Regions from separate parts of the Homo sapiens genome. Here region 1 is linked to region 2. A link is a loop called in an ENCODE intact Hi-C map of the cell type or tissue named here. Cell type or tissue: heart left ventricle. All regions are shown on one strand. Links, peaks and the distances in the headings refer to the core of each region. The heading gives the core; the rest is flanking DNA.

What was found. Hi-C counts contacts between places; a loop is a spot of excess contacts. Peaks named below come from ENCODE experiments on the same cell type or tissue, not always from the same donor. Only the 100,000 strongest peaks of a DNase experiment are listed, where the experiment ranks them.
Region 1: a loop joins it to region 2, with 4 times the contacts of the local background. A loop is called at or near these places in 6 of 110 quality-filtered maps.

Annotation. Positions count from the first base shown.
Region 1 is chr12:119,175,800-119,191,051 of GRCh38, reverse strand. HSPB8 (heat shock protein family B (small) member 8) reads right to left here and starts at 12,121. Exons shown (of 3, transcript NM_014365.3): 1 at 11,373-12,121; 2 at 3,964-4,027. The coding sequence starts at 11,739. HSPB8-AS1 (HSPB8 antisense RNA 1) reads left to right here and starts at 6,957. Exons shown (of 3, transcript XR_007063482.1): 1 at 6,957-7,125; 2 at 8,031-8,178; 3 at 8,850-9,885. It overlaps LOC105370024 (a long non-coding RNA gene), which reads left to right and starts at 14,568. Exons shown (of 2, transcript NR_134996.1): 1 at 14,568-14,645. RefSeq lists enhancers at 11,769-12,518, 13,698-14,897. In heart left ventricle, for the core only: no CTCF peak of the experiment used is centred there; DNase peaks (open chromatin) are centred at 6,566 and 10,139; H3K4me3 peaks cover 6,110 bases; H3K27ac peaks cover 8,000 bases.
Region 2 is chr12:119,405,617-119,420,868 of GRCh38, reverse strand. All of the region lies in intron 1 of CCDC60 (coiled-coil domain containing 60), which reads right to left. The region is part of intron 2 of PRKAB1-AS1 (PRKAB1, TMEM233 and CCDC60 antisense RNA 1); the gene reads left to right. Among named protein-coding and RNA genes, the nearest start is that of CCDC60, 79 kb to the right of the region's middle. In heart left ventricle, for the core only: CTCF peaks have their summits at 7,308 and 7,507 (motif pointing right); a DNase peak (open chromatin) is centred at 7,490.

The DNA.
Region 1 (15,252 bases), core at 2,835-10,834, 230 kb after region 2:
GATCTTCCTGATTGTCCATGACAATGCTCTTATATTACTTATGGGGAAACTGAAACTCAGAGAGATAGACAAGTCCAAGGTCTCTAACCAAGTGACTTGTATTTAAACCCATTTGGTGGGAAAGTAATTCCTCTTCAGTTCTCTTTCAGTGCTTCTACTTACATCTGAAGGAATGTCTCTGCTAAGTACTAACATGCCTTTAACGCCTTTAGCCTCTATCACTTGCTACCTTCCCTTTTTAACAATGAGAGAGCTGAGGCCCTTAGGCAGGCAATATTATCTAGTTAGAATTTAACCACAGTTTGCTTTCATTGGATTTATTTCATGATCGCTTTCCTCAGTGAACATTTCAGTGATAAGAATTTAACTTTATCAAAAATGAGATGATCTAAAAGAAAAAAAAACCTTTAGTAAATCATGGTACAGCAATGTAAGCATATAAGGCAAAAAATAGTGAAGATGGGATGTGAATGACGGTATTGCAAATGACTGTAATTTGGTTTCCCCTAACCAAATAGGAAGATCATGGACTTTGAAAGCTGAGACCCAAGACCTCTCCCTCTCCTCCTTATTCAGTCCAAATGGGGCTTTTCACACAGAGATGGATGTGTTGAGATGAATTTCCTTGCCATGGTTAAGGCAAACAGCTGCAGCATCCTGCCTGGGTGGAAATCTCCAAGGATCTCAGCCTGGCTGAAGGAATCTCCCTGTCCTCTAATGACTGGAGTTTTCCCTGGGAGAGGAGGCAACGAGGACTCCTGAGATTGGTCCAGAGGTGTCCCAGACCCCAGTTCGACTCCTAGGTGTCTAGAGTCTGGGCAGAGCCAGGAGCTCCCAGGAGTCCCAGCTGCTGGAGTGTGAGTCCAGCCTTGTGAAGCCTTTTCATAATATTAATTCCCATGGACCAAGCCCTGAGTCTGTATTCCATGCTTAATGCGTTATACACATCCTCTCACTCCCATCACAACCCCTCCATGCAGGGATGTGGGAATGGAAGGTCAGAGCAGTTAAGCAAGTTGCCCCAAGTTACCCACTCACTTTCTCATGGAGCCAGGACTCCCTGCACCCGGAGCTGAGATTCAAAATATTTAACAACTAGTGCAGCTGGGCACTGACCATTCAGAAGGGATGGGTGCATGTCATAGTGATGGAGGAGGGTCCTGGGACCCTTTAGTTGTTGGAAGGTGGAGAGGTTTAGAGGGTCCTGGGGACAAGATCAGAGTGACTGGGGTTGGCTAGGGAGGGCTCAGGGCAATAGCTAGCCAATATTCAGGGGTCCCCATCCCCCGGATCATGGACCGGCACCCATCTGTGGCCTGTTAGGAACCAGGCTTCACATCAGGAGGTGAGCAGCAGTTCAGCCAGCATTACTGCCTGAGCTCCGCCTCCTGTCAGATCAGCAGTGGCATTAGATTCTCATAGGAGCTTGAACCCTGTTGTGAACTGTGCATGCGAGGGATCTAGGTTGCATGCTTCTTATGAGAATCTAATGCCCGATGATCTGAGGTGGAACAGTTTCATTCCCCAGTCCATGGAAAAATTGCCTTCTACGAAACTGGTCCCTGGTGCCAAAAAGGTTGGGGACCACTGAATATTTTAACAACTAGCCCAGCTCAGCAGCTGAGCACCAGCCTGGAGCAATTTCAGGCATTTCTCATCAGGTTACTTCCAGCAAGCTATCTCCCCTAAGGCCTTGGAGCATGTGAAATACACACACACACACACACACACACACACACACACACACACCCCTTTTAAGATGATTAATTCACTTCTTTCTTACACAGTCCCTTTTACAGCTATGCCCTGCTTGTGACTCCACCCTGAGACCTCATTTGAGCCTTGACATCAGCTTCCCCCCACCCCCTGCCTTCCTTCCTCTCCCTCAGCAATGTTTAATCTGCTTGCTAAACCAGGGAGAGGTGTGGGGCACGGAGATGCCAGGCAAGCCAGCAAACACGAAGAACAAATGGTTTGGCGTTTGCCTTATCAGGAAGTGTCCACAGGCTTCCAAGAACTGCAGAGGCTGTGGGAGGGCCAGGGACGGACATGTGGGGGAAGAGACAGGAATGTAGAATCCCAAGCTGGAAGAAGCCTCAGAATTCAGCTAGTGTGATCTCTCCACACACAGAATTTCTTTGCAAAGGCTGATGGAAAAGTTAAGAGTCAACAATAACAATAGTAATAATGAACTCCCACTTATGAGGACCTACGCTGGGCCATGACCTTATGTCACTTTCAGCCAGGAACTCTGCAAGGCTGGAATCAGCATCCCTTTCACAGATGAGGAAACAGCATTCCTTGCCCAAGGACTGAGCATGGAACTCAGAGGTCAGGGATCTATTCTGGGCCCTTCTAAATTCTAGCTGTAAAGACCTTGGGTATGTCCTTTCACCTGTGGGAGACTTAGTTTCCCTGTATTGCAAGGAGGGTCATGTCTCCTCTCCGATGCACACTTTTGCTGCAAAGGCTAAATGCAACGATGGCTTGGAAAAGAGTTTAGGGGCCAGGCGCAGTGGCTCACACCTGTAATCCCAGCACTTTGGGAGGCAGAGGCGGGCAGATCACTTGAAGTCAGGAGATCAAGACCAGGCTGGCCAAACATGGTGAAACCCCGTCTCTACTAAAAATACAAAAATTAGCCAGGCATGGTGGCATGCACCTGTAATCCCAGCTACTTGGGAGATTGAGGCCGGAGAATTGCTTGAACCCAGGAGGCAGAGGTTGCAGTGAGCTGACATCGTGCCACTGCACTCCAGCCTGGGCAACAGAGTGAGACTCCATCTCAAAAAAAAAAAAAAAAAGAGAGAGAGAGAGAGAGAGAGTTTAGGGGCCAGAAACGCACATAGTGGAGTGACGCTGATTGCTGATTAGGGAGAAGGTATGTATGAAGCACCTGGCAGTTGTTTAAGTGCAGCCATCGTGACCACACTGTGCAACTCTGCTCCCTATAGGTACTGCCAGCTAGGGGCTCGTGGTGGCTTTGGTTCATGGCCTCAGCCTGATTGTCCTTGGCTGCTCTCACGGTTCCCCCAGGCTCCCTTTCCCTGTTAAACATGAATCCCTTCTACTCCCCTCAGCAAAATAGCTCTTCCTGTGTCCCAGTGTCTCAGCCTCCAAACCTCTCTGGGTAGTATGCAGTGTTCTCAGGACACTTTCCAACTTCATTTTTGTGGATGCCCTAGAGAAGGTGCTCATTTTCCTGGCAGGGCAGAGGCTGAGCAAGCAGCCTGGAAGATATTCTGCTGGGGCATTTGGGGAATCAGGGGATGGTCTTTCTGGATGGTGACAGGGGTCCTCCCTCAGCTATGCCCCATGGGTAGGGGCTGTGTGATTGTGGACAAGTCATTGTCTTGCTTACCCTCAGATGCTTAGTCTATAAAAGGGAGTTGTTCCCCGGGTGCAGTGGCTCAAGCCTCTAATCCCAGCACTTTGAGAGGCTGAGGTGGGTGGATCGCTTGAGCCCAGGAGTTCAAGACCAGTGTGGGCAACATGGCGAAACCCCATCTCTACTAAACAAATACAAAAAATTAGCCGGACATGGTGGCACATGCCTGTAATCCCAACTACTCAGGAGGCTGAGGCACACGGACCGCTTGAACCCAGGAGGTGGAGGTTGCAGTGAGCTGGGATCACACCGCTGCACTCCAGACTGGGTGACAGAGTGAGACTCGGTCTCAAGATAAATAAATAAATAATAAATAAATAAAATGGGGTTTTTAATACCCACCTCACAGGGCACCGAGCAGATGAGATGATGCAATCTATGTGCTCCCCCTTCTGGGACCCTATTACAGGTCTGCTGGGATATTTTCTCCTCGTTAGGTGTGAGGGTTCAATTCCCTGCCCCAAGGAGGTGTCTTAAAAGAGAGATGCCCAAGAGGGAGAGACCCCAGATCATGGGTCCCAGGTGTGCCCCCTCCTCCACTCCCACCCTGAGCTCCATGACTCCAGGTTACTTACTGGATTTTCTTTGTGAAGTTCTTAGAAACAATGCCACCTTCTTGCTGTTTCTCTTCATGTTTGCCTGGAAGGAAGAAAAGTGTGGCGTGTCAGCATCTATGTTCCTTGGGCATCCTTCAGGACTGAGGCTTGGGTTCAAATCCTGGCCCTGGACCTGCCTTGCTGTGTGACTTAGGCCTACCCTAGAGACTCTAGTTATCTAAGCCTCAAGGACCTTGTCTGCCATACAGACCCACCTAAGTCCACTTCCAAGGCTGGCTATGAAGGTGAAATAAGATAATTGATGGAAAGGAGGCGTAGACCGTGGTTTGTAGTTAATTAAGGGTTAGTCTGAGGAAATCGCAGAAACTTCTGTGTTGTACCAAATCTTCCATGTGTTGTACCAAATCTTCCAAGTCTCCCACCTGACTCCTCTTCTCTAACCTGCCAGTAGAACCCTGGGTCTGACATCCCAGACTGGATGGCAGGCTTGAAGCGGGGTCACATGCTGAGGGCGACTCTGCCATGTAGCTTGCTTTATAGCTAACAGAGTGCTTTCCTAACTCTGAGCCCAGACGTCGTTCTCCCTTTGTTTCCAACATGGAAACTGAGGCTTGGTGATGGATCCAGGGTCGCCCAGCAGGTCCCTGGTGGCTCTGAGCTTTGAATCAGCTCTCTCTGAGTCTAGGCCAAGTTCTAGGTCCTGATGCCTCTCTGCTCTTGAATTTCTGTCTGTTCCAGCTCCCGATTAGCTCTTTAAGCCACATTATCTGTACCCAGTAGTGAAAGCACAGCCTGGAAAAAGAATGCTTCAATCTGCCAAAAACACCCAGCTTTTCCTAAGGGCACTGTGGATGTGAAATTCCACCAGACCTCTCGCCTCTTAACCTGTGGTAAGAGAGGGCTTCCCAACCCCCTCAGGGAGGAAAAAGATGAAATTACAAGAAGACTTGGGCCTAAACTGGTTTTGATCTTGTAATGTATATAGCACATTCTAATTCTCTCGGTCTCTCCTCATTCTTTTTTTCTTTAATAGAGAGAGTGTCTGTAGTTTCTCTTTAAACAAACAAGATTAGTACAACAGTGGGGCCATTCGGCTGTTACTTTTCACTCCTCATTTGTGGGGCCACCTTCTGGAGGCAAGAACCCTCATTTACACAGGGAGGTGCTTCTGAGGGGCCTTGAAATCTAGAATGTAAACAACTTTGTTGAATATAGCAGTCCAGATTTTTTTAAACTGACAACTTATAGCTAATTACTTTTAATTATTTCTTTGTTAATAGCTTTTTTTGTGCTTTAAGATAGTGCATGTGTATGTTAGAAAATGCAGAAAATAGGCCGGGCATAGTGGCTCACTCTTATAATGTCTGCACTTTGGGAGACTGAGACAGGAGGATGACTCGAGGCCAGGAGTTTGAGACCAGCCTGGACAACATAGAGAGGCACTGTTTCTAAAAATAATAATAATAATAATAATAGGCAGGGCGTGGTGACTTATGCCTGTAATCCCAGCACTTTGGGAGGCCGAGGCAGGTGGATCACGAGGTCAAGAGATCGAGACCTTCCTGGCCAACACGGTGAAACTCCGTCTCTACTAAAAATACAAAAATTAGCTGGACATGGTGGCACGTGCCTATAGTCCCAGCTACTTGGGAGGCTGAGGCAGGAGAATTGCTTGAACCCGGGAGGCAGAGGTTGCAGTGAGGCGAGATCGCGCCACTGCGCTCCAGCCCAGCAAAAGGGTGAGACTCTGTCTCAAAATAATAATAATAATTACTATTATTATTATTATCCAGGTGTGATGGTGTGTGCCTGTAGTCCTAGCTATTTGGGAGGCTGAGGTGGGAAGATTGCTTGAGCCCAGGAGTTTGAGGTTACAGTAAGCTATAATGCACCACTGCACTCCAGCCTGGGCAACAGAGTGAGATCTGGTCTCTAAATTTAAAAAAAACAACAATAACAAAAGAAAAAATTAAAAAAAAAAGCCATCAAAACTACTTATAATCCTGTCACCCCACGGAAGCTATTAATAATATCTTTTATATGTTCCGACTTTTCTATGTTTCTCAGAAATGTGTAAATGTTACATAGTATCCATGTATATCAGTATTCTATCAAATGGGATAGTTCTCTGCATTATGTTTGGAACTTATTTTTCTCTCTTGCTAACACATTATAATTACTTTTCCATATTACCAAATATTCTTTGACAACATAATTTTTAATGGCTGCAGTGTTCTATTGAGGAATACATAAGAGCTAATTTAACCAATCCCCTACTTTGGGGTGCTGAAGAGTTTCCAACGTTGGCGAGAACTTCGTGGCCCTGAACATTCTTGTAGCTAGAACCTCACACCAGGCCGCCCTATGACTTCTTTAGGATTAACTGAGGACTAATGCAACTTCCAGAATTTCTAAGGCTTAATCTATGTTCCTAAATTGCTCTCAGCAAAAGAAATTCATTTTAAACTGGAGTGTCTGGCTAACCAGAACATGCTATCCTGTGAATGTGTGGCCGCTTAAAGAGTCTACCTTGTGCTGCCAACTCCATGACCACCAACTGCCTGGCTCTAGCACAGGCCTGTGCCCAGAAGAGCACTGTCTGTTCTTTGGTACCCTCCCCACAGCCAGGGCGCCGGGAGACCTGCTTCCCCTGGGGACAGGCCAGTGCCTCTGACTCAGCCCTTTTGCATCCTAGAATCCTCCTGCATGCTGGTGTCCTGGGAATAAAAACTGATAATATAAATAATAATAGCAAGTAATATAGCGCTTCCTTGGTGTCAGCCACTGTTCTAAGCACCTTATCTGTATCAACTCCTTTAATTTTTGCAACAACCTTAAATAATAATAGTAAAATAATAATATAAGCAGGCATTTTCATTATTGTCATTTTGTAGATAGGAAACCCGAAGTTCAGAGAGGTTAAGTGCTGTATCCAAGGTCACACAGCTTGGAAGTGACTGGTGCAAAGATTCAAAAGCAGGCAGACAGGTTCTGGAATATTGGGTGTTGGACTTAAGTCTCTACTCTGACATTTCCTGGCACATCTCTAAGTTTCTCTGAGCCTCAGTTTATTCTTCTCTGAAATGGGAATGACGACACCTATCTTACCGGGTTACCGTAGGAAGCAAATGAAAGCGAGTCACAGAATGGCTTTGGAAGTTGTAAAAGTACCATGTGAAGGTAAACACTTGTGGTTTATTTTGATGTTTGGGGAAAAGACTGCTCCTCAGAAACTAGGTGCCTCTGTCTGCTCTGAAAATAGGGTATTGGGGTGAGGGAAGGGAGGATCTCTGAGCAGGGAAAGCTCCAAGATTTCCAAAAGAGGGGCCTGGAGGTGGGGTTAACCTCATTTAAAGAGAGTGTTGCTAGGAGGATCATCTTGAAACTCAATTTGCTTATCATTTGCCTACTTAGATTGGGGCAGCTTAAGGATTATGAGTGATTTTTAATTTCTTATTTTGCTTTCCTAACTACATATTTTATCATGAAGACATTTTATTTTTGTAAACTGAAAAAAGTAATTATTATGATTTTTAGAAATACATCCAGAGGCTAGGAGAAGTCAGAAACCCCTTGCAGACATGCTTTTTTCAACATGCCTCAGAGAAATGTAGGTGGAACACTATTGGCCCAGCTAAAGAAAGAAAGTGCTGTTTCCAGGGAAGGCAGAGTCCCTGGGACTAAGGAGAAGGGGTGGAAATAAGGCCTTGGGGCTTTCCAGTCTCTATCTTAGCCAGGGTCTGGCCCAGTGGCCCATGAAGGGAACATTTCTTGGCTGGTGGTTGCAGGATGGGGGTAGGGGAATCTGAGGCTTGCTGGAAATTGTCTAGTCCAGCATTTTCCAAACACTTCCTTGAATGAGACACTCATACGTGGTCAGATAAGATAGGGCTGCCTCTTAGAGATTCATAAACTACATTAGTGACTTAAAGGCTCTGATAAGTCCTGCAGTGAGAAGACCTGTTTATAATTTTGTTTTTACTGGCACCATACAAGACCTTGAACTCTCCTGCTCCTGTTTCTAGATGCCTAGTAACAGCTTGAAGTACATTGGTAAATTCTGATCTTGTCTACCTCTTCATAAGACCAACAGTAAAACTGAGGCTCCAGAGGCTGTGGGATTTGCTCAGGGCCACACCGCCAGAAGTAGATCCAGCCATCCTGACTCAGAACCAGCCAGAGAGGCCTGACATTGAATGTCAGACACTGCCAGGGAGAAGTGGGTAATCTCAGGTGAGTTACTTTCTCTGGGCCTCGGCTTCCTTATCTGTATAATGGGGTTAACAAACCTACCCACACTTCCTAGGAGGTCCTTGTGAGGAACCACTGAGCCACCACATGTAGGCCTTTAGCACGTGCTTGTGGAGGAACGGATTTGTCATTTTGTGGTATAGGGTGGGAAACTGGATCTGACTTCCAACTTCCCTTGAAAATTGCTTTTTATTTATTTTTATTTTTTATTTTTTTTGAGACAGAATTTCTTTCTTGTTGCCCAGGCTGGAATGCAGTGGCACGGTCTCAGCTCACTGCAACCTCCACCTCCCAGGTTCAAGCGATTCTCCTGCCTCAGACTCCTGAGTAGCTGGGATTACAGGCGCTCACCACCACACCCGGCTAATTTTTGTATTTTTAGTAGAACGGGGTTTCGCCATGTTGACCAGACTGGTCTCAGACTCCTGACCTTAAGCGATCCTCCCGCCTTGGCCTCCCAAAATGCTGGGATTACAGGCATGAGCCACCGCACCCGGCCCGAAAGTTGCTTCTTAAATAGAGCTCCTGATATCAATTTTATTTTTAAACCCCTTTTATGAAAGCCCTTGTATGGACTCTCAGGGAATTTGGATTTTGTCTAGCCGATGTCACTAATTGCATGTCTGAAAAGCTTTGTCTTTGTCTTATTTAAGCTCCCAATGACCCCATTTTACAGACGTGGAAATTGAGACTGCATGACTCACCCAAAGCCTCTGGATTAGTAAGATACTTAGCTGAGATCTCAACATGGAGCTGCCAGACCCCACCTGTTATGAAGCACCTACAAAAGAGGATGGTGAAAAACCCTCCAGGCTGGACAGAGGGTCTCCTAGAGGGACCACAGGGTGGAGTCGACCCTTGGACTTGGGCTAGAAGCATCTAAGACCCTAATTAAAACAAGGACAGAAGGAATGGTGATAATCGGTCTGTTTACAGAGTGCCAGGCAAGCACTATTATTAGCTCCATTTTATAGACACTCCGCATATATTATCATAGATAGTCTGCATATGTTTAATCTTTCCTACACCCTTACAGGACAGATATTATTATGGTCTCCATTCTGCAAATAGGAGAAATGAGGCTCAGAGGGATGAAGACTTTCTCGTCCACATCCGCCATGCTAGTGAACAGCAGTGCTGGGATCTGAACCCAGGTTTCAAAGAGCATCTATTATTCATTATTTATTGGGGCCTTCCTGGATGCCTGACACTATAACAATAACGACGACAATAATAATACTAATTCCTTGTGTTCCAGGTCATAGAATGTGAAAGGAAAATAAATCTTGGGGCCCCCAAATCACTAAGCTAAAGGGAAAAGTCAAGCTGGGAACTGTTTAGGGCCAACCTACCCCCCATTCTATTCAAAGGCAGCCCTCTGCTCACTGACATAGATGCATTATCTGTTTGTCTCCTTTGGAAAGGCTAATCAGAAACTCAAAAGAATGCGACCATTTGTCTCTCACCTACCTGTGACCTGGAAAACCCCTCCCTGCTTCAAGTTGTCCTGCATTTCTAGATCGAACCAATGTACTTCTTACATATATTGATTGATGTCTCATGTCTCTCTAAAATGTATAAAATTAAGCTGTGCCCAGACCACCTTGGGCATGTGACAGGAGGACTTCCTGAGGCTGTGTCATGGGAGTGTCCTCAACCTCGGCAAAATAAACTTCCTAAATGAACTGAGATCTGTCTCAGATTTTCTGGGTTCACAGGTATGTACACATTTTACAGCATCACCTCACTTAAAACAACAATCCTTATGGTATAACCATTTGAACCCTAATTTCCAGATGAGGAAACAAAACAGAAGCACAAAGTGAAGTAATTTGCACATCCTGCTGGTTAAAGTTGGAGCCAGTTTCGGAACTCATGCCCTGCTCCCCAGCCAACTCAGAAATCTGGCTGACCCTGTCATCAGCACGTGGCCCCAGCGTGTCTCCCAGCCCACCACACCCGCTGGAGCCTCTGATGTTTATAATTCTACCAGGACTGGCTTGAAACTCCCCCTGAATGCTGCTGGGGCTTGTTCCTGCCCAGCCTGTGTTTGCAATGGCTTTGACTGATTTTCTGGAAGGCAAGCCTCTGCCGGGAACACATTCTTTTTAATGGAGTGTTAATCAGGAGGGAAGGAAAAGAAAGATTTTTCTACTGCCCAGCTTCACAGGGGCTGAGCTTCCTGTCTTCTCTCATTTTTCCCCCTAGTATGTTTATTTCTCCCAGGGTGGGATGCGGCAGTGAGAGCCCTGGGCCTAAAGCTGTGCATAGGCCCAGTCCCTACTCCACTCCTATTGCTGACTCATGGCATGACTGTGAACGAGTCCCACCTAGGCCTCAGCCTCCTCAGCTGCAAGATGGGCCTACCCTGCTACCCTGGAGTGGACTGAGGATGATTTTGGAGAAGTATAAGAATGTCAGCCCACCCTTGGCACCTAGTAGGTGCTCAGTAAATCATCACTTCTTCTTTCTGGCCTCCTAATTCCCAGACAACCTGGGTCTGACTCCTTGGTGGCCTTGAACAAGTTACTTTAATCTCTCCGTGCCTCAGTTTCCTCATCTGAAAAAAGAAGATAAACAGTACCCACCTCCTCTGGTTGTGGTATTAGCTGAGATATTATAGGCAACAGCAGTTAGCAAAGTGCTGAGCGAATAGTTAGCACTCAGAGTTACCAGTTAGTGTTACTACAATTACTGGTAAGCCTCAGTTTCCCTGTCTGGGACAAGGAGAGGTGTTTCACCGGAAACCAGTTGCGGTTATTAACACTATCATTGTTCAGCCTTAACGTGCACTTCTAGACTCTGTTATGATGCTGGAGTGCACAAAATCCCGTTTCTTCTTTGTTTTTTAATTCTTTGATATCTGCTTAACCTATTCTTTATATTAAATGCCCTCTGTCAAAATATCCAACATGGTTTCTATTTTCCTGTCTGTACCATGATTGATGAGCACCCAGAGGCCCCAATAGCTGAGTCAGGCAGGTTAAGATCTCTGCTGGGAGCCGGGAGAGAAGTTTTCCGTAAAGATAACTTTGCAGGCTGCATTCCTGAGCCCTGAGGTCACCTGTGTCACACTGTCCCAACGTCAGCTCCCAGGAAACTTTCTCTGGCTATTCCCAGGGCTGAGGGCTACATCCCGGCCTCCCCATTCTCTCTCCCTCCTGCCCCTGACTTACCAGACACCTCCACGTATCCATCTTTGGTCTTCACCATCAACTCCTCTGGCTTGAAGCTGTGCACATTCACACACACTTTCCAGGGCTCCCCAGGGAAGGGTGGGGGGGTCCTGCCCTCGGCAGGCACCCCAAACCTGGCGGTGGCAGTGGGGCCCCGGGGCACCATGCCCGACCTTAGGGTGCCTGGCCAGGCGGAGGAGAGACGAGGCAGAGCCCAGTCGGGCCAAGAGGCTGTCAAGTCGTCTGGGAAGGGGTCCATGCCAAAGCCATCATCCAGCAGGCGAGAGGAGAGGGGAGAGTCCCGGAAGGGGTCTCGGCGCAGGCGGCTTGGGTAGTGGCAGGAGAAGGGCATCTGACCGTCAGCCATGGTGGCTGCTCAGCTCAGAGAGAAACAGAGGCTCAGAGAGACAGAACCACCTGCCCAAGGTCACACAACAAGGTGGTGTGGCTGGGCTAGCTTATTCTTCAGCTTCCGAAAATGCTGCTTTTCTGCAGGGAGAAGCAGAACCAACCACTGCCAGGGACGGTTGTGTCCCCTCGACTGGGGTCCCAGCCCCCAAAGGTAACCCCCGGGGCAGATCCAGCAGAATCCCAGAGGGTCCCCGTCCGCACTGCCTCACGACAGACCGGCAAGCCACCGTCCTCCCAGGCTTCCCAGGCTGCCCAGGCTGGCAGCCAGAACCGCTGAGGTCTAGAGCGGAGCCAGGAGCTTAATAAACCCAGGGCACGCGCGCCTAGAAACTTCTTCTGGCTCCTTCTGGGCTGCAAGCCTTCTATTTATTTGCTGCTGGAGGCTGGAGGCGGGTTTTGCAAGCGTCTCCTGTCACAGGAATATTCGGAGGTGATGAACCAGCCCCGGAGAATCCGCGGAGGGAACAGCTGGGCTGTGGGGGGAGCTGGGAGGGGCCGCGTCCAAGTTCAGCCGGCCTCTCCGGACACTCTCTCCTCCCCTGGCCACTCCGCTCAGCTCCGCCCTCCTCTTGCTCCAGGAGCTGGAGCCGCCCTCCCCGAGCGGGGCACTAAGGCCTGGCTATTAATAACCCCGAGCCTGGCTGAGGGCTCAGGTCACCCTCTGGAAATACCTTCCCTAGAGCGTGTCGTATCCTGCCTTTCCCCTGGGGACCTGCAGAAAGGGAAGAGAGAGACAGGAGCCCAGTGGATTTGAAGGATGGCCCTGGGTTGCAATCCCCACTTACAAGATGGCCAAGCTCCTAGAGCCTCAATGCCCTCTGGGGAGATTGGTAAAGGAAAAAAAAAATTTTTTTAATGTGTATATATATATTCATATGACGCTTGTTAAAGTATGACAAGCAAGACTTTACTGGGCAGGGAAACTTTCTCCATAGATGTAGGGACCCCTGCAATGGGATTTTGCAGTGAGGGAGAAAGATTAGACTTGATTCCCAGTAGGTCATGGGTAAGTGTGAATTTGTAGCCAAGAAGCAGGTGGGGGGTCAGCGAATGGAAATTTACTAGGAGGGAAGTCCAGGAGTCAGAGGGATTCGGGCTCAGCTAACCTAAGAGGATTCTTGCTGAAGACAGGCCAGGGTGCTCAGACATCACCTGGGGGACCGCGGAGGATGAGGAAACTAATCAGATATCGAGGGTGATCAGAAATCGAAGATGGGTGGTTGCTACTAAACAGACTTAGCAGAGTTCATGCCAAAACTGAATTTTTCTTTCTTTCTTTTCTTTTTTTTTTTTGAGACAGAGTCTCACTCTGTCCCCCAGGCTAGAGCGCAGTTGCGCCATCTCCGCTCACTGCAACCTCCGCCTTCCAGGTTCAAGCGATTCTTCTGCCTCAGACTCCCGAGTAGCTGGGATTATAGGCACCCGCCATCGTGCCCGGCTAATTTTTGTATTTTTTAGTAGAGTTGGATTTCACCATCTTGGCCAGGCTGGTCTTGAACTCCTGACCTCATGATCCACCTGCCTCCACCTCCCAAAGTGCTGGGATTACAGACGTGAGCCACCTCGCCTGGCCCAAAACTGAATTTTTATAAGGAACCTCACTGATGGGCTTAGGAGAAGATTCAGAAATCCGATTAATGTTTGGTCAATCAAAGCATCTTTATAGGCAGTAACATTATTCCCAGGCACCTCCAGGTTGTTAGTTTTCCTCCTTATAAACGGACATAACAGTAGCCAACTCACAGATGTACCATGAAGAATACATGAGGTAATTCTCTTTCTCCTTGTATTTTCAATTTTGAGTTATCAATTACATAATGTTTGCTATATGCCAGGCCCTGCTCTATGGGCTTTATAAATATGAATTCATTTAACCCTCACCAGCAATCCTGTGAGGTAAGAGTACCAGTATTATCCCATTTTACAGATGAGAAAACTACCATAGAAGTGTTCATGAATAGTAGCTTCTATTATTATTATGACTGTTAATACTGATAATTATTGAAAGATGTTACACTCAGGCAGGAGGTCTGGTCTGAAACTCAAAGCCCCAAATCTAGACTTTCCTGCTCTTCCCATGCAGCTGGAAGAATGAATTTACAAATCCTCCTTTGGCTTGGAGGCCTCTTCGGCTTGGGTTCTAATCTTTGATCTGTCCGCAACAGGCAGAAAATTTTAGGCATGTCGTTTTCCCTGTGTGGGCTTTCGGGTCTCAGCCCTGCCTTCTTCACGAGATGAGGGTAAACTGAGGATATTAAGGAATTCAGTGAGTCATAGGTTGAGAAATTGTTTTGATATTAAACAGTGAGTGCATGAGGCAGTTTGCTAAAAATAATAATACGGAGAAAAACAATCACTGTCGCCCATTGCCTCCTGTGCGTCTGCTTTTAGAGTTAGTACATTTCAGACATTACTGAGTTAAATCCTGACTCGATAGTTAAACGTCACTATTATCATCACCCCCATTTTGCAGGTGAAAAAACAGAGGCACAGAGGTTTGACCCTTGCACACAGATATGGAGTGGCAGAGCCTGGGTGGGAACCTGGGTTGTTCTGAATCCCGGATCTGTGCTTAACCGACAGACAGAGACCCCTGCCCTCCTCCCCAGCTGAGAAAGAATGGTGGGGACCCCACGGCATGACATGTCCCGAGTGACTGGGCCCCCACTGGATGTAGGGTGAGCTCATCAGGCTGGAAGCTTCGGGCTGACGTCATGGCTGGGCACAGAAGCTTCAGCTCTCTCTGTAATTACAGCTGGGCGGGGCTGGCTGAGTTGGAAACCAGTTGTGGGGAGAATCACTGCAAGCCGCATGACGCACCGGAGAAACCTGGCCCTGCCTGGGACCTGGGCAGGGGCTGGGGTGAGGTTTCTGAGTGGGTGGGACAGAGTGGAATGAGTTTGTGTGCGGATTTGAGTGGGTGCAGGAGTGAGTCTGTGTTTATGCGCCGATAGGTCTGTGTTTGTTTATCGCCGAGTCTGCTGGTGGGTATGTTCAGGAAGAAACTCCCCTCCTTTTCCCTTCCCAGGCCATCCCCAAACCTCCAGAGGACCCCTCTGCCTCAAATGAGGCTCAGTTGGGACCAGGGGACCTGGAAGGAGGGGAAGCCTGGCGAAGGAGCAGGGAACCGAGCTGTGATGACCTAATCCACCTTCTCATTTCAAGGATGAGGGGGACGAAAGGGAGGATGCAAAGGTAGAAAATAGAAATAACAATCACTGGCATTTACGGGGCACTTGCCCCGTGCCAGCTTCTGTTCTGAGCACTTTAAATGTATGTTCCTAAACTCTTTTACTTCTCCCCACAATCCTATTAGGAAGGATGTTTTTAATTTATTTATTTATTTTGAGATGGAGTTTCACTCTTGTTGCCCAGGCTGGAGTGCAACGGCATAATCTTGGCTCACTGCAACCTCTGCTTCCCGGGTTCAAGTGATTCTCATGCCTCAGCCTCCAGAGCAGCTGGGATT
Region 2 (15,252 bases), core at 4,458-12,457:
TTTATTTTTTATTTTTGTGGGTACATAATAAGTGCATATATTTACGGAATACATGAGTTGTTTTGATACAGGCATGTAATGTGAAATAAGCACATCATGGAGAATGGGGCATCTATCCCCTCAAGCATTTATCCTTTGAGTTACAAACAATCCAATTATACTCTTAGTCATTTAAAAAGTGAGTTATTATTGACTATAGTCAACCTGTTGTGCTATCAAATAGCAGGTCTTATTCATTCTTTCTATTTTTTTGGTACCCGTTAGCCATTCCCACCTTCTGCCCCCCATCCCCCACTATCCTTCCCAGCCTCTAATAACCATCCTTCTACTACCTATGTCCATTAGTTCAATTGTTTTGATTTGTAGATCCCACAAATAAGTGAGAACATGTGATGTTTGTCTTTCTGTGTCTGGCTTGTTTCACTTAACACACTTAACATAATGATCTCCAGTTCCATCCATGTTGTTGCAAATAACTGGATCTCACTCTTTTTTTTGTAGCTGAATAATACTCCATTTTGGTGGTTTTATGGTGTTGATAGGCAGTTCCTTTTGGGGAGAGTGAGGTATTTTTTTTGTCATAAGAATGTAAGATGTGTACCTACCCACATAGAGATACCCAGAATTAGTGACCTCATCCACACACAGATCCTTCAAACTGAAATAGGAAATATACTATAGAATTACTTAACAGGCCGGGCATGGTGGCTTATACCTGTAATCTCAGCACTTTGGGAGGCCGAGGCGGGTGGATCACGAGGTCAGGAGTTCGAGACCATCCCGGCTAACACGGTGAAACCCTATCTCTACTAAAAATACAAAAAATTACCCAGGTGTGGTGGTGGGTGCCTGTAGTCCCAGCTACTCGGGAGGCTGAGGCAGGAGAATGGCGTGAACCCAGGAGGCGGAGGTTGCAGTGAGCCGAGATCGTGCCACTGCACTCCAGCCTGGGGCGACAGAGCGAGACTCTGTCTCCAAAAAAAAAAAAAAAAAAAAAAAGAATTATTTAACATCTCTCCTTGTTGAAGACAGGTTGCATCTTTTATAGGAAATTTTGATTGTCAGGGAGAGGTGGTAGAAGGAGAGACTGTCATCTGGGGAGACGAGCAAGTCCTCTACTGAGAACTTAGGGGAGACAAAGCAGCAGGAGTCCTCTGGGAAGAAGAGGAGAAGGAACAATGATCCCTGGGAAGGAAGCTTCTGATACTCAGCACATGGTACAGGGCCTGGCTCTGCATTCTTTCTGTCATTGCTGAATGAATGAGAAGATGAATGCATCACAGTCTCAAGGTTTAACCCCACAGGTTAATGATTCGTTACAAAGGAAACGAGATACCCATATAACGGTGAGGTCTGGCGGACACCACTTTAACCATCATGGCTATGCTTAGCATCACCAATGACAGGACAAACTCTTATCAGGTGAACCTGAAGTGATGCACTGGGAAGGGCACAGCATCGCCTACATGGTTACATCACCTACATACATGTCCTGCCCCAGAGGTCCAATCTGAATCTAATCATGAGAAAGCAATCAGAAAAATAAAAAGTGAAGGTCATTTTACAAAATAGGTGATCTGGACTCTTAAAAGATGTCAATGTCTGTGTCTGTTGGGGCCTCTGGGAAGCAGACACGGAGAAAGGACTACAAAATGCTCATTGCGGGTAAGCCCATGAAAGAGAAAAGGAGGAGGAAGTGGGATTTGGCAGGGGAGCCCTAGACCATGATGCAGATCTGACAGAGTCCAGCCAATGCAACAGGGAGATCCAGAGCAAAGATTGCTTGATTGAGCCCAAGCACAAGGCAGAAATGGCCAGTGCCCACTGATGGGGAATTTCTGGGGAAGCTTCTGACTTCCGCTGCATGAAAGCTGCTGTGGATGCTGGCGGTGTCAACAGCTGGAGAGTCTCAGCTACCTGTGCCGCCTGCTGGCAAGTTCTTTCTTGGAGAGAAGTCCAAGGGATACACCTCTTTGTATTCTAACAATGTCATAAAAGAGGAAGAAGGCAGAAGATCTGTTTCTCTAGGACACCAAGGGGACACAACAACTAAATGAAATGCATGGTCCCTTGATTGAATGCTGGACTGGAGACAAGGCTATAAAGGGCATGACTGGGATAACTAGGGACATCTGCACATGAACTTTATGTTAGATAACAGCATTGGGGCTCACGCCTGTAATCCCAGCACTTTGGGAGGTTGAGGTGGGTGGATCACCTGAGGTCAGGAGTTGGAGACCAGCCTGACCAACATGGTGAAATCCTGTCTCTATTGAAAATACAAAAATTAGCTGGGCGTGGTGGCGTGCACCTGTAGTCCCAGCTACTCAGGAGGCTGAGGCAGGAGAATCACTTGACCCCAGGAGGCAGAGGCTGCAGTGAACTGAGATTGCGCCACTGCACTCCAGCCTGGGGAACAGAGTGAGACCCCATCTCAAAAAAAAAAAAAAAAAAAAAAAAAAAAAAAAAAAAAAAAAAAAAAGAAAGAAAGAAAAGGAAAAAGAAAGAAAAAGATAATAGCACTGGGTTAATGTGAAATTTCTGTGTTAACTGTATTGTGACTATGAAGGAGAATGTCCTTCGGTAATACATGCTGAAGTGTTTAGGTGTGAAGTGTCTGTAACTGACTTTCAAGAGGCTCAGCTTAAAAAATTGTAAATATACACACATATTATATATATAGTACATACATACATATATACACACATGTATGCATACATACATACATATGAAAAATATGGAAACATGTTAAAAACATGACAAAAAGATAACATTGTGAATTTAAGTTAAGGGTATTTGACTGCCTGTTGTACTATTTTTGCAAACTTTCTGTAGGTTTGGAATCTTCTACAATCTTTTACAAGTTAGGGAAAAAATATGAAGTGACTGAAACCCCAGTTTCAGGTTTTCCTTTGCTGCAGTTAATTTGCTTGGGTCTTCCGTAAATGTCAGTGAAGCAGGACTGCCTTATGGAAGCCGTGCTTTGGGAATAAAGGAAGGGTCTGGGCTTCTTGCTGACATTCAGGGTGGGAGCTTGGATGAAGTTGGGAAACAAAGGTAGGACCCATGCCCCTGAGGCTGGAGAAATTGTGGCCCAGCAGAACCTACAAGTCACCACCTGTCATAGTTTTTTGGTTGATTTGTTTGTTTTGGCTAAGTGTTGAGGCCCTGGCTATGTCAGTACCTCTTCTTGAGGACTTAATTAAGGTCACACCTTAACCACTTCCTTTACTGGGCTCTCTGGGGCCACTATGCACCTGCTCAGGACCAGGTACTAGTTAAATAACTAGGGGGACAGAGCCTGATTGTATCTAATAGAGCAGAAGTAACTCCATAAAAGGAAATTGGGTGCTCTGGGAAGGAGGATTGTATGCCTGCCTGTCAGCCAAAAGCCAATAAAAGAGATAAAGTAAGAGAAAAAGGAAAAAGGGGGGTAGAAAGAAAAATCTTGCTGATGTATTCCAAAAAGTAAAGATAAACCATTTCCTCCTCCAGGCAACATCCCAGGCTGGTTAACAAGATCTCTCTTCCTCAGGATGACTGAAGTTTGGGACCAAATCGCTATTTGTTGTGGGGGATTTTCTTGTACATCATACAATGTAGCATCTCTCCTGCAAGTTACAACAATAAAAATGTCTCCAGACATTGCCAAGTGTCCTCTGGGAAGCAGAATCACCCTCAATTGAGAACACTACTGAGTTAAACTTTGATGAGGGGAGGGGTGGGAATGTTCTTTTTTTCTTTTTTTTAGACAGAGTTTCGCTCTTGTTGCCCAGGCTGGAGTGCAATGGCGCGATCTTGGCTCACTGCAACTTCTGCCTCCAGGTTTAAGCAATTCTCCTGCCTCAGCCTCCCAAGTAGCTAGGATTACAGGCATGTGCCACCATGCCCGAATAATTTTGTATTTTTTTGTATAGATGGGGTTTCACCATGTTGGTCAGGCTGGTCTCAAACTCCTGGCCTCAGGTGATCTGCCCATCTCAGCCTCCCAAAGTGCTGGGATTACAGGCATGAGCCACGTCGACCGGCCGGGAATCTCTTTATAAAGACTCCATTCTAAATCCTGGCCCAACCCTTGATTTGTGGGGAAATTTTTGAAAAAACTCAGGGCACCTGAAAGAAAAAGATAACCAGCAAAATAAGCATTCTATTTAATGCCATGCAATTTATCTGTTCTTCAGTCCTGCTTCAGGCTGGAGCCCTCTTCCCACCTATAGAGTTGTTTTGAAGTAAAAAAAAATCTATTGAGCTGTGTGAGGAAAGCTGTAATCAGCAGGGATTTTTTTCCCCTTCCTAAAGATTCCAATTTTTCTGTGTAAGTTCTATTTGTTCTTTGTGTAAGGGCCTCAGTAATAAAGAACTTCATTTTCTACCCTTGATGGCCATTTTGAATGTAGCTGGATATTCCTCACTGGAGTGTGTTCATGAATGAGACCTCCCTGTTTGTCCCACAGCAGACACTGCCTTATTATTATTATCATTATTATTTGAGACAGAGTCTTGCTCTTGTTTCCCAGGCTGGAGTGCAATGGTGTGATCTCGGCTCACTGTAACCTCTGCCTCCTGGGTTCAAGCAATTCTCCTGCCTCAGCCTCCTGAGTAGCTGGGATTACAGGCATGCAACACCTCGCCCGGCTAATTTGTATTTTTAGTAGAGATGGGTTTCTCCATGTTGGTCAGGCTGGTCTCGAACTCCTGACCTCAGGTGATCCGCCTGCCTTGGCCTCCTAGAATGCTGGGATTACAGGCGTGAACCACTACGCCTCGCCAACACTGCCTTATTTAATCCTCATGCCAACCCTATAAGGAATCCTTATTCCTGTTTTCCTGGAAAGGAAACCCAGTATCTGAGAGGTTAAGTCAATTATTCAAGGTCACAGAGACAGGAAGTGGGAGAGCTCAGTACCCTCCAATCCTTGATACCCTCCCCTCCCCTTATCTAATCCAGGGATCAGCAAACTACAGCCTGCAGCTGGCTTTTGTATATTACAGTTTTATTGGGCACAGTCACACCCATGTGCTTATTACTGTCTGTGGATGTTTTCCTGTTATAACAGCGAAGTTTAGTAGTTATTTCAGAGGCTGCACAGCCTAGAATGTTACCATCTGGCCCTTTCCAGAAAAAGTTTACTAAGCCCTGAGCTAATTTACCAAGTTGTTGACTTTGCTTCCTAGAGAGCTCTCCAGTCTTTTCCCTCCATTGTCTTCCCACCAGTGTCATTCCCACGCTGCTGCAAGCCACCTGGACAACAGACACAGCCTCCGATGACCTCTCTCCTCCATTCTTGTTTTCCTTGTCCATTGTCCACATAGCTGACCCTTCCAAAATGCACACCCAATCCCATGACTCCATTGCCTAAAATTTTCCTTATTGTTTTTAGACTAAAGTCCAAAATCCTTGATGGGAACTACACAGCTCTGTGATCTAGCTCCTGCCTTCAGTGTGATCTTGCATTGCTCCACTGTCCTGATCTCTATGGTCTAGCCAGTGAGCCTCCCTTAAGTGTCTTGCTCATTCTGATCACAGGGTCTTTGCACCTGCTGCCCTTTTTTCCTAGGATGCTTTTGTGCTATCAGTTCACTTTCAATTTGTTAGCTGTGGTTTATCCTTTAACTCTTTGCTGTGATGCATTCCTTGGTCTCTGTAAGCCTGGCAGGCTGTCATATAAGGATGCACAGGTTGGACGCTGCACAACTCTGGAGAGATACACTATTTGCATTTTAGTCTAAGTGAATGGAATCTCCCTTTAATCAGTGAGTGGAAAAAAAGGTGAGGCTAAGTCACCGAAACTGACAAATTATTGAAGAATTGCTACACATCAGCACTGTGCTAAGCATTTTGCATTATCAATCTCATTTACTTCTTCCAACAAACCAATGAGATGGTTATTAAAAAATAACTGTCCCTTTTACAGAAGGAGAAATGGAAGAATAGATGAAGTTGTTCAAGGTTACACAATTGGTCAGTGGTCAGAACCAGGATGAGAACCCTGGTCTTCCTGCATTTAAAACTAGGTTTCAGGCCAGGTGTGGTGGCTCATGCCTGTAATCCCAGAACTTTGGGAGGGCAAGATGGATCAGTTGAGGCCAGGCGTTTGAGACCAGCCTGGGCAACATAGTGAGACCTCTCTCTCTACAAAAAACAAAACAATTAGCTGGACATGGTGGCATGCACCTGTAGCCCTTGCTACTCAGGAGGCTGAGGCAGGAGGATCACTTAAGCTCGAGAGTTTGAGGTTGTGGTGAGCTATGATTGCACCATTGCACTCCAGCCTGGGCAACAGAGTAAAACTCTGTCTCTAAAAACAAAACAAAATGAAATAAAAACAAAAACCAAAACAAGACAAAAAACTTGAGTCCTCAGCCATTAAGCCTCCCTGAAAATTCAGTCTTCCCATCCTTTGAACTGGAAGGAAAGACATTATTCCACTATTTTCTTTCTTAAATCCTTCCTGTTTTTAAAGAAGGGTTTGCTGAGAAGGAAGGTGAGTATGAAGAGGGTTGAGGGAGACACACAGTGAGGATGGCTCCAGCTAATAAAGACAAGAGTGGCCGGGCGTGGTGGCTCACACCTGTAATCCCAGCACTTTGGGAGGTTGCGGCAGGCAGATCTCTTGAGGTCAGGAGTTAGAGACCGGCTTGGCCAACACGGTGAAATCCCCTCTCTTCTACAAAGAAAAGAAGTAGCTGGGTGTGGTGGTGCGTGCCTGTAATCCCAGCTACTTGGGAGGCTGAGGGAGAAGAATCGCTTGAACCCAGGAGGCAGGGGTTGTGGTTAGCCAAGATCGCACCACTGCACTCCAGCCTGGGTGACAGAGTGAGATACCATCTAAAAAAAAGCAAACCAGAGTGATAGACAGTGCAGGGTTAGGAGGGGGCCTGGGAGAAGAGGTGAGGGAGGGGGAACTGACATCCAGAAAAGAACCCACAAGCAGCTAAAGGACTGTATTATTGTTTTTTCCTGTGTGAGGTGCAATGTAACCTTCTCCCTCTCTTCTGTGAACCCTTCAGTAAAATCCCCATTACGCACTGGCACATATGGAGTGGGGACTGCTCTCTGAGGGGCTTGAGGAGCCAGGCCCCAAGGTGGGCTGGGGGAGCAGAGGTGGACAAGGGACGGATTCAGGAGAAAAGAATGTGGAGTCGGAATCCCCTCTCCATGCACCACACCTGCGTGACCCGAAGAAAGTCATCTCTTGTGTACCTCCGGGCTCCCACCTGGCACTGCCTAATCTTCATGCAGGGGCCATGAGGATGCTGAGAGGCCCACTTGGTACACAGGGCTTTGTGAACCAAAACAAGCCAAGGAAATGTCACTATTACTCTCACTATACCAGGAGTACCTGTAGTTTATACACATTGAATCAATTATGAGCTATGAATGAAAAATATAACTTGTGTGAGATCACGAAAATGTTCCCCCCGCGATGCCTTAAGGGCCGAGCAAGACTGTCAGTGACCCGATGGTCAGCAAAAGTAGCGATGCAGCGATATAACAGTAGGTGGCGCTAGATGCCATAGCTTTCAATCAAGTCCTGGTTTCTTTTAATCTCTTTCTCTGCCTCCCTCTTCTCTCACTTGATTGAAATGGAAATTGGCTGCCAGCATCAATGAGCCCCCAGCAGCCCTGAGACTGAGCTGGCATGCCAACAGCCAATGTGTTATCCACCCAGTTAAAAAAATTAATCAAATGCATTAATCTCATAAGCTCTTTTGAAAGACTAGGTATGAGGGGCCAGCAGTCCAGCTGTCAGACCCTGGGAGCTAATGGGAATCTGTACGATGGGCTAGCGGCTGCTGTTCAAAGTCCTGGAGGAGCTTCAGGAAACAGGAGCCCCGGGATGTGACAACCACTCTATTCTGTATCGTGAACCTTGCAAATGGCGTGTCTGGAAATGCGGGAGGCTTGAGATGGCAAATGGGCTCCAATCTGAGCGCTAGCTTCAATCTACCCACGAGTAGTCATTCTGTCTGGAGTGTCCTCCAGTCCAGTCTTATCAGAAGAAGTATCTGTGATTGATTAGCAATGTCTGCCACAGACCCAGTAAGGAACAGCAGCATCAATGTGCCCCATTACCATTCCTGCATGGGGGGGTGGGGGGGGGTGGGGGGCTTTACCTGTCTTTTCTCATTAAATATTCACAGCCACTCCAAAAGTTGATAGCATGATTATCTCTATTTTCTGATTAAGAGAACCGAGACCCAGAGAAGTTAAATAACTTGCCAGAGGTCACCCAGCGAGTGAGTGAGGGCTAGAACCAGAAGTTTAAACGTATCCTGTTGGCTGCAGGGCTCTGTTTATTGCATATTACACCACAGTTTACTTCCTTTCTTGGAAATGAAAAAATTTATTTGGCAATTCATCCTGGATAAATGAAACAAAGAGTGACCTAAGAAAGTATCCTTTCATATTGCCAATGTCCTGATAAGAAGGATGTGTGTTGGTGGTTAAGCCCCCAAGTGGCTTCCATCCGTTTTCTCTCTCCCTGGAAGAAGATAAAGTTGACATCTCTGCAACAATCAAGTGAACCCCCTGAAGGTCCAAAGAAACACAGCCTCCCATTGGCTAATAACTTTTAACCTCATTTTTTTTTTTTAATGTGAAGAGCAGAAGCAGAGCTGAGCTTAAGCCACTGGTGAAAGAGAAAAGAGCCAAGATTCAGGAGAGCTGCTTGGGGCTGGATGAAGCTTGACTCTTGGGCTGAGCTTTAGTGTGACACCAGAGATGCTGGGATATGAATTCTACAATGCTGTCCCCTGGATGCCATTCGATGGAAATTTACATGGATTACCTTTTGAGGCTCAGTGAGGGGCAAGAGCAGCTCACATATTTCTTAAATATCTATTAGGAGTTAGAAAATATCTGAGGATGTGGTGCTGAACAAGGGGCCATCCTTTCCTCAGGGATCTGGTGGTCTAGTAGGAGACACTTAACTACAATGTAGGAAAGTGCAGGCATCAAACCGTGTGGGGGCTGGAAGGGTTGTTGGCAGCGATTCAGACTGTGCTGAACACAAAACTTGGGGGAAAGGGTGTATCGGGGCTCAGAACATGATACCCCAAAACATGGTGCCTTGGCATGCTAAGTATTTTGGATGGAAAGAGATGGGAACAGGCTCAGAAACAAGGTCTCTCTGACTTTCTTTCCACCTCTCCTCTTTCTCTCCCGAGAAGGTCATAGAAACTGGAATTTCTCACCCCCAAGGTGAGAACCAGCTCTGTCTGGTTCCTTCTGTCTGAAACACCTATAGGGCAGAAAAAGTAAAACCTTTTACCTCACCCATCACAAGGGTCTTGGATGACATCACCATAACAAAAGACATATTAATGAGAGAAAAGCATAACAATTTTTTTCTTTTTTTGAGATGGAGTCTCGCTCTGTTGCCCAGGCTGGAGTCCAGTGGTGTGATCTCGGCTCACTGCAGCCTCCGCCTCCCGGGTTCAGAACATGAACGAGGCTTTTCACCCCCAAGCTGGCTCACAGAAACTAGAATTTCGCTCTCCCAAAGCAAGCCATAAAACCTAGAAAGGCTACTGTCTGGCCTCCTCCCTTCCATCCTGATGGTTCTATGTGACATGTTTCTGGTCCCATACCTGGGGGAAAAATGTCTTACAGAGACACAGAAAAGAATCTGAACAAACATGCCTTCCTAAGCACACCTCCCCTTAGGTTTACTACCTTTAGATAACACCCCTTTTTGTCCAATCACGTTTCTCTACAACTATCCACTCTTCTCATCAGACTTAGCATAAAAACACAGTTTTCCCTTGGTCTTTGGGTCTCCATTTCTGAAGGCTCCCATGTTATGTAAAACTTCGGTTAAAAAAATAAATGTGGCCGGGCGCAGTGGCTCATGCCAGTAATCCCAGCACTTTGGGAGGCTGAGGTGTGGGGATCACTTGAGGCCAGCCTAGCCAACATGGCAAAACCCTGTCTCTACTAAAAAAAAATACAAAAATTAGCTGAGTGTAGTGGTGCGTGCCTGTAGTCCCAGCTACTCAGAAGGCTGAGGCAGGAGAATTGCTTGAGCTGGGGAGGCAGAGGCTGCAGTGAGCTGAGATCGCGCCACCGCACTGCAGCCCGAGTGACAGAGCGAGACTCTGTCTCAAAAAAAATTGTTATGCTTTTCTTTCATTAATACGTCTTTTGTTATGGGGATATCATCCAAGAACTGTGATGGGTGAGGTAAAGGGTTTTACTTTTTCTGCCCTATAGGTGTTTCAGACAGAAGGAACCAGAAGGAGCTGGAATGGTTGGAATGCAGAGTATGGGATGTGTGTGTGTGCCTGTGTGTGTGTGTGTATTGGGGTGTGGTGATGAAGGTTTTCCTGATGTCACGAGGCAGGAGAGAACATTCCTGAAGCTGGTAATGCTGTTGAGAAGCCATTTCGGCAAAATCAGCTTAGGGGTGAGGGCCCAGTGAAGGACTGAAGATGGAGCACTGAGTTTTCTGTCATTTCATTTTTTATTACTTTAGTTTTTTTAAAGCAAGTAGTATTTTCAAATGGTTTAAAAAAATGTATCAAAAGGTACATCACTTTTTAAAATGTATTACTTCCACCTTGTCCTCAAACCATTCATTTCCCTCCCTGGAAATGAATAGTGTTATCAAGTTCTTGTGTATCCTTCCAGAGAGATTTGGAAACCACACACACACACACACACAGACACACACACACACACACTCTTTCCAACACTAGCATCTACCTTTCACACAAATACACATGGTAGCACTGTTTGTGTCCTGATTTCCCCTGACATAACAATGTATCTTGGAGAGCGTCAGGGTATTGAGTATCGTGGGACTATAAGGAGGCTGGAGCAGGTTGATGCCAAACTCTTGAGTCTTTGGAGCTGAATCTGGGAACAAGAGTGGTGGCTAAGAGGCTGTCATTAATGCATGGATTGGAGCTCTGAGAAGAGGATGGAATTGGAAGTTAAGGTAAGGAGTGTTGAATTAACTGTCAGAGAGGGAGGTGGGAAAAGAGGGCAGAGAGAGAGAAAGAGTGAGAAGGAGACACACAGAGAGAGGCAGACAGACAGAGACAGAGAGGGGGGCCTTGGAGGGAGGAGGGGAGAAGAGGATACTAAGATTATGAAGATTAGAAGGCCAAAGACTGACACACGGGGAAACTGTCAAGGAACACAGAGGACCAAGAAGATACGGAAAAGCCTGCCTGTTTCTGTAAATAAAGTTTTATTAGAACACAGAAAATGGATATTGAGTGAAATCCCAGTCTTCTATGTTTGCAAAATCTCAAATCATTTATCTTTTTGCATTTCTTAATTGTTTGTTGGTGTGAGGGCTGGAGTACATTTTGGGGACAATAAAGATGTCATTCATTAAGGTCTTGCTGCTGCCTAGTAGCTGCAATACCTCCTCTTCCTCATTGCAAGGGAGACCTTCAGTAGATAACCAGGCAACTTCCCAAGGTGTTACAGAAGTTCTTTTTGGCTGTCACAACTTGCTGGGGGTTGGGGGGTGGTGCATCTAGTAAGTAGATGCCCATGATGCTGCTAAACATCCTACAATATACAGGACAGTCCTTCTTCCCCCACAAAGCCGTATCAGCTCCAAACTTTCAAGAGTGCTGAGGTTGAGCAACACTGTTGCTAAGACAAGAGCTGTGTTTTTATTTTGCCTGGAGATCCCGGGGCACCCAGCACCCAGGTTGGCGATGATCAGGATCTAGGTTTTGCTTTCCCCTACACCGGAGTCTGTGGTAGGCAGCCTCTTAAGATATCCCCCATGATACCCACCTCCTGGTACTCACACTCTTGTATAATCTCCTCCCCTGGAGGTTGGGCTGAACCTAGTAACTCACTTCTAATGACTAGAACATGGCAAAAGTGATGCAATGTCCCTTCTGAGATGAGGTTACAGGATAAACATGGCTTCTGTCTTGGGCACCTGCTCTTGATCTGGGGAAAACCAGCTTCCAAGTTGTGAGCTTCTCTTTGGGAGAGGTCCACATAGCAAGAAACTTATTAGGTTGGTGCCAATGTCATTGCGGTTATTGCTATTACTCTTTGTTTTTTTTTTGAGACGGAGTCTCGCTCTGTCACCCAGGCTGGAGTGCAGTGGCCTGATCTCGGCTCACTGCAAGCTCTGCCTCCAGGTTCACACCATTCTCCTGCCTCAGCCTCCCAAGTAGCTGGGACTACAGGCGCCCGCCACCACGCCTGGCTAATTTTTTGTATTTTTTTTAGTAGAGACAGGGTTTCACCGTGTTAGCCAGGATGGTTTCGATCTCCTGACCTCGTGATCCACCCACCTCGGCCTCCCAAAGTGCTGAGATTACAGGTGTGAGCCACTGCGCCCAGCCCTTGCTATTACTTTTAAATGGCAGAAACCACAACTACGTTTGCACCAGCCTAATACATCTCTAGCCTACAGCCAGAAAGCACCTGATACCAGCCAATAGCCAAGTGTATGAGCTCAGGAGTGAGCCGTCTCCCTGTTGAGTCTTGAAATAACTGTAGGCCCAGCTGCCATCTTCAGTGTGGCCTCAGGAGATCCTGAAGCAGAGGCTCCCAGCTAAGCCATGCCTAGATTCCCGACCCACAGAGATTGTGAGATAATCAATGTTTGTTGCCTTAAGCTGCTAAGGTTTAGAGTAATTTGTCACATAGAAATATGTAACTGAAATACAGCTATACAGGAATAAACTCTCCACAAGAAACAGTTGATGATTTGGGTTACATAAACTCATTTACTTTCTCTTTAGGGGCTAGTCACAAAATTAATAGCTCTTCTTTGACTATAACAGTCTCCCCTATTGGCAAGAAAAATGTGTTGGTCTGTTTCAGGGTGTGAGCCATTAGCTGGCTCCCATATGCATTTAAAAAAAACCTTTTTATTTCTAATAAAATAAAGCAGAGAAAACCTTTTTATTTTTAATTTAATTTAATTTTTTGTCCACGGCCTGGGCATGACTTGGTTGTAAACAAGATCATTCCATAACTGAACTACCACAGGAGACAGTAGATTGTAGTATTGAAAAGCACAGACTTAATCAGACAGACTTGGTTTTAAATCCCAGCTCTGCCATTTGCTAACTGTTTGGGCAAGAGCCATAAGAAATACACCTTCTGGAGTGCCCATTTTATGGGTTAAAAAAAAGCCACTACCAAGGCATGGAGGGGCAGAGTGACTGCATATAACTACAGGGTCAGGAAATGAACCCAGTGGTGATCATTAAGTGAAGAAACTACTGGGTCGTTTCCAAGGTAAGCAAGTAGAACAACAATCTCGGGCTTTCTTAATTGGTACATATGCATGCATGTGTGCTTGGATAGATACAACATATTTTTAGTAATTAATTAATTTATTTTTGAGACAGGGTCTTGCTCTGTCACCCAGACTGGAGTGCAGTGGCATGATCATAGCTCGCTGCAGTCTCGAACTCTCGGGCTCAAGTGATCCTCCTTCCTGAGGCTCCCAAGTAGCTGGGACCACAGGCACGTGCCACCATGCCTGGCTAATTAAATTTCTTTTTCTTTTCTTTTCTTTTCTTTTTTTTTGTAGAGGTGAGTTGTCACTATGTTGCCGAGGCTGATGTTGAACTCCTAGCCTCAAGTAATTGTCCCGCCTTGGCCTCCCAAAGTGCTGGGATTATAGGTGTGAGCCACAGTGCCTGGCCAGATACATCATCTTATAATTTTAATTTTCCTACTGCACTTGGCCACCTGGCTTCTAGTGTTATGCTCCATTTACGTACACACACCCCACCTGGATGGGACATTCATGCCAAGGGCAGTCAGAATATACCCCCCTATGGCCCTGGATGTCCCCTCGGTGTTCTCTGCTGACCCCACTGGCATTGTGGTGACTGTTCTGGCACCTCTCATGACAAGAAGATATTTGTCCTTAGCTGTCCCTAAAGTGGTATTTCCAGCCAGCGTGTTATGAACATTGAATGCTGTAAAGACTCACTGCTGATGAAGGAACTTTACAAACATGAAACCAAAATGCAGCCGTGATGCCTGTCACCATGTCTCAGTCCCTGGAGGAAGTAGAGAAACCCTAGTGTATTGCATCCTCTGGTGCTCTGGCTTCAGCCTGAGGATCAGTGGGGGTATGTAGGTAAGTGGGTGGGGCTGGAGCACCAAGACTTGGCTTATATTCATGAAGTAAAAAGAAAACCAAGCAGCTCCAATTTAAAACCTTTTTTTTTTTTTGCTATATTCAGCTTACCTTTTTATTATGTTTTGTATTCATATTTTAAACATATTCAAAACCACTGATTTAAGCAGCTATTCCTCTTACATTGTAAATGCTGTTTTCTCTCTCCTCCTCTGGATTCTAGCATTGCAATGTATGCGAGGAGTATGACCTTGTCACATTGTGTTTTTGGTTTCAGGCACAATGCCAAACAAAGAGTGGCTTCTTGGCAGTTATTTGTTCAGTGAGTGGATGAAGGGATGAAAATAAAACTTCAATATGTGTTGATTTTTCAACTTTTAGACAACTCAGAGACAAAGCCTGGGAAACTGAATTATGGGTATGGAATGTGAATGCTATTGATCTTGACAATGTAAAAATAGTAATAAAGACGCAAGGGGAGCTGATGAGACCCTCATCTCTTCCACAAAGTAAGGAGTCAAAGACGCTGTCTAGGGTGAATGAGGCAAGAAGACCCCAACTCTCTCTCTCTCTCTCTATATATATATATCTATATATATATATATTTTTTGAGACAGAGTTTCCCTCTTGTTGCCCAGGCTGGAGTGCAATGGCACGATCTCTGCTCACCACAATCTCTGCCTCCCGGGTTCAAGCGATTCTCCTGCCTCAGCCTCCTGAATAGCTGGGATTACAGGCATGTGCCACCACTCCCAGCTAATTTTGTATTTTTAGTAAGGGCGGAGTTTCTCTATGTTGGTCAGGCTGGTCTCGAACTCCTGATCTCTGGGGATCCGCCTGCCTTGGCCTCCCAAAGTGCTGGGATTACAGGCGTGAGCCACCACACCCAGCCTCATCTATATTTTTTAATTACAGAATTAACCACTAGGGGAGCTGAAGGTAAGGCTACTTTTGGAGGGTGGGAGTTAGGGGTGGGGAGTGGTGTGGGGATGCGGTAACTAGATCCTCATCTTTCACAGCAGAAAATTATTCAAGTTTTAAATGCATAAACTAAGAAATACACGTAAAACTTATATAATTTAGAGGCACGGGTCATTGGAGGAAGTAGCAAAAAGTGTTAGACACGGCTGCCCTGAGGGATGGCATCAAGGATGAGAAGAGGGCA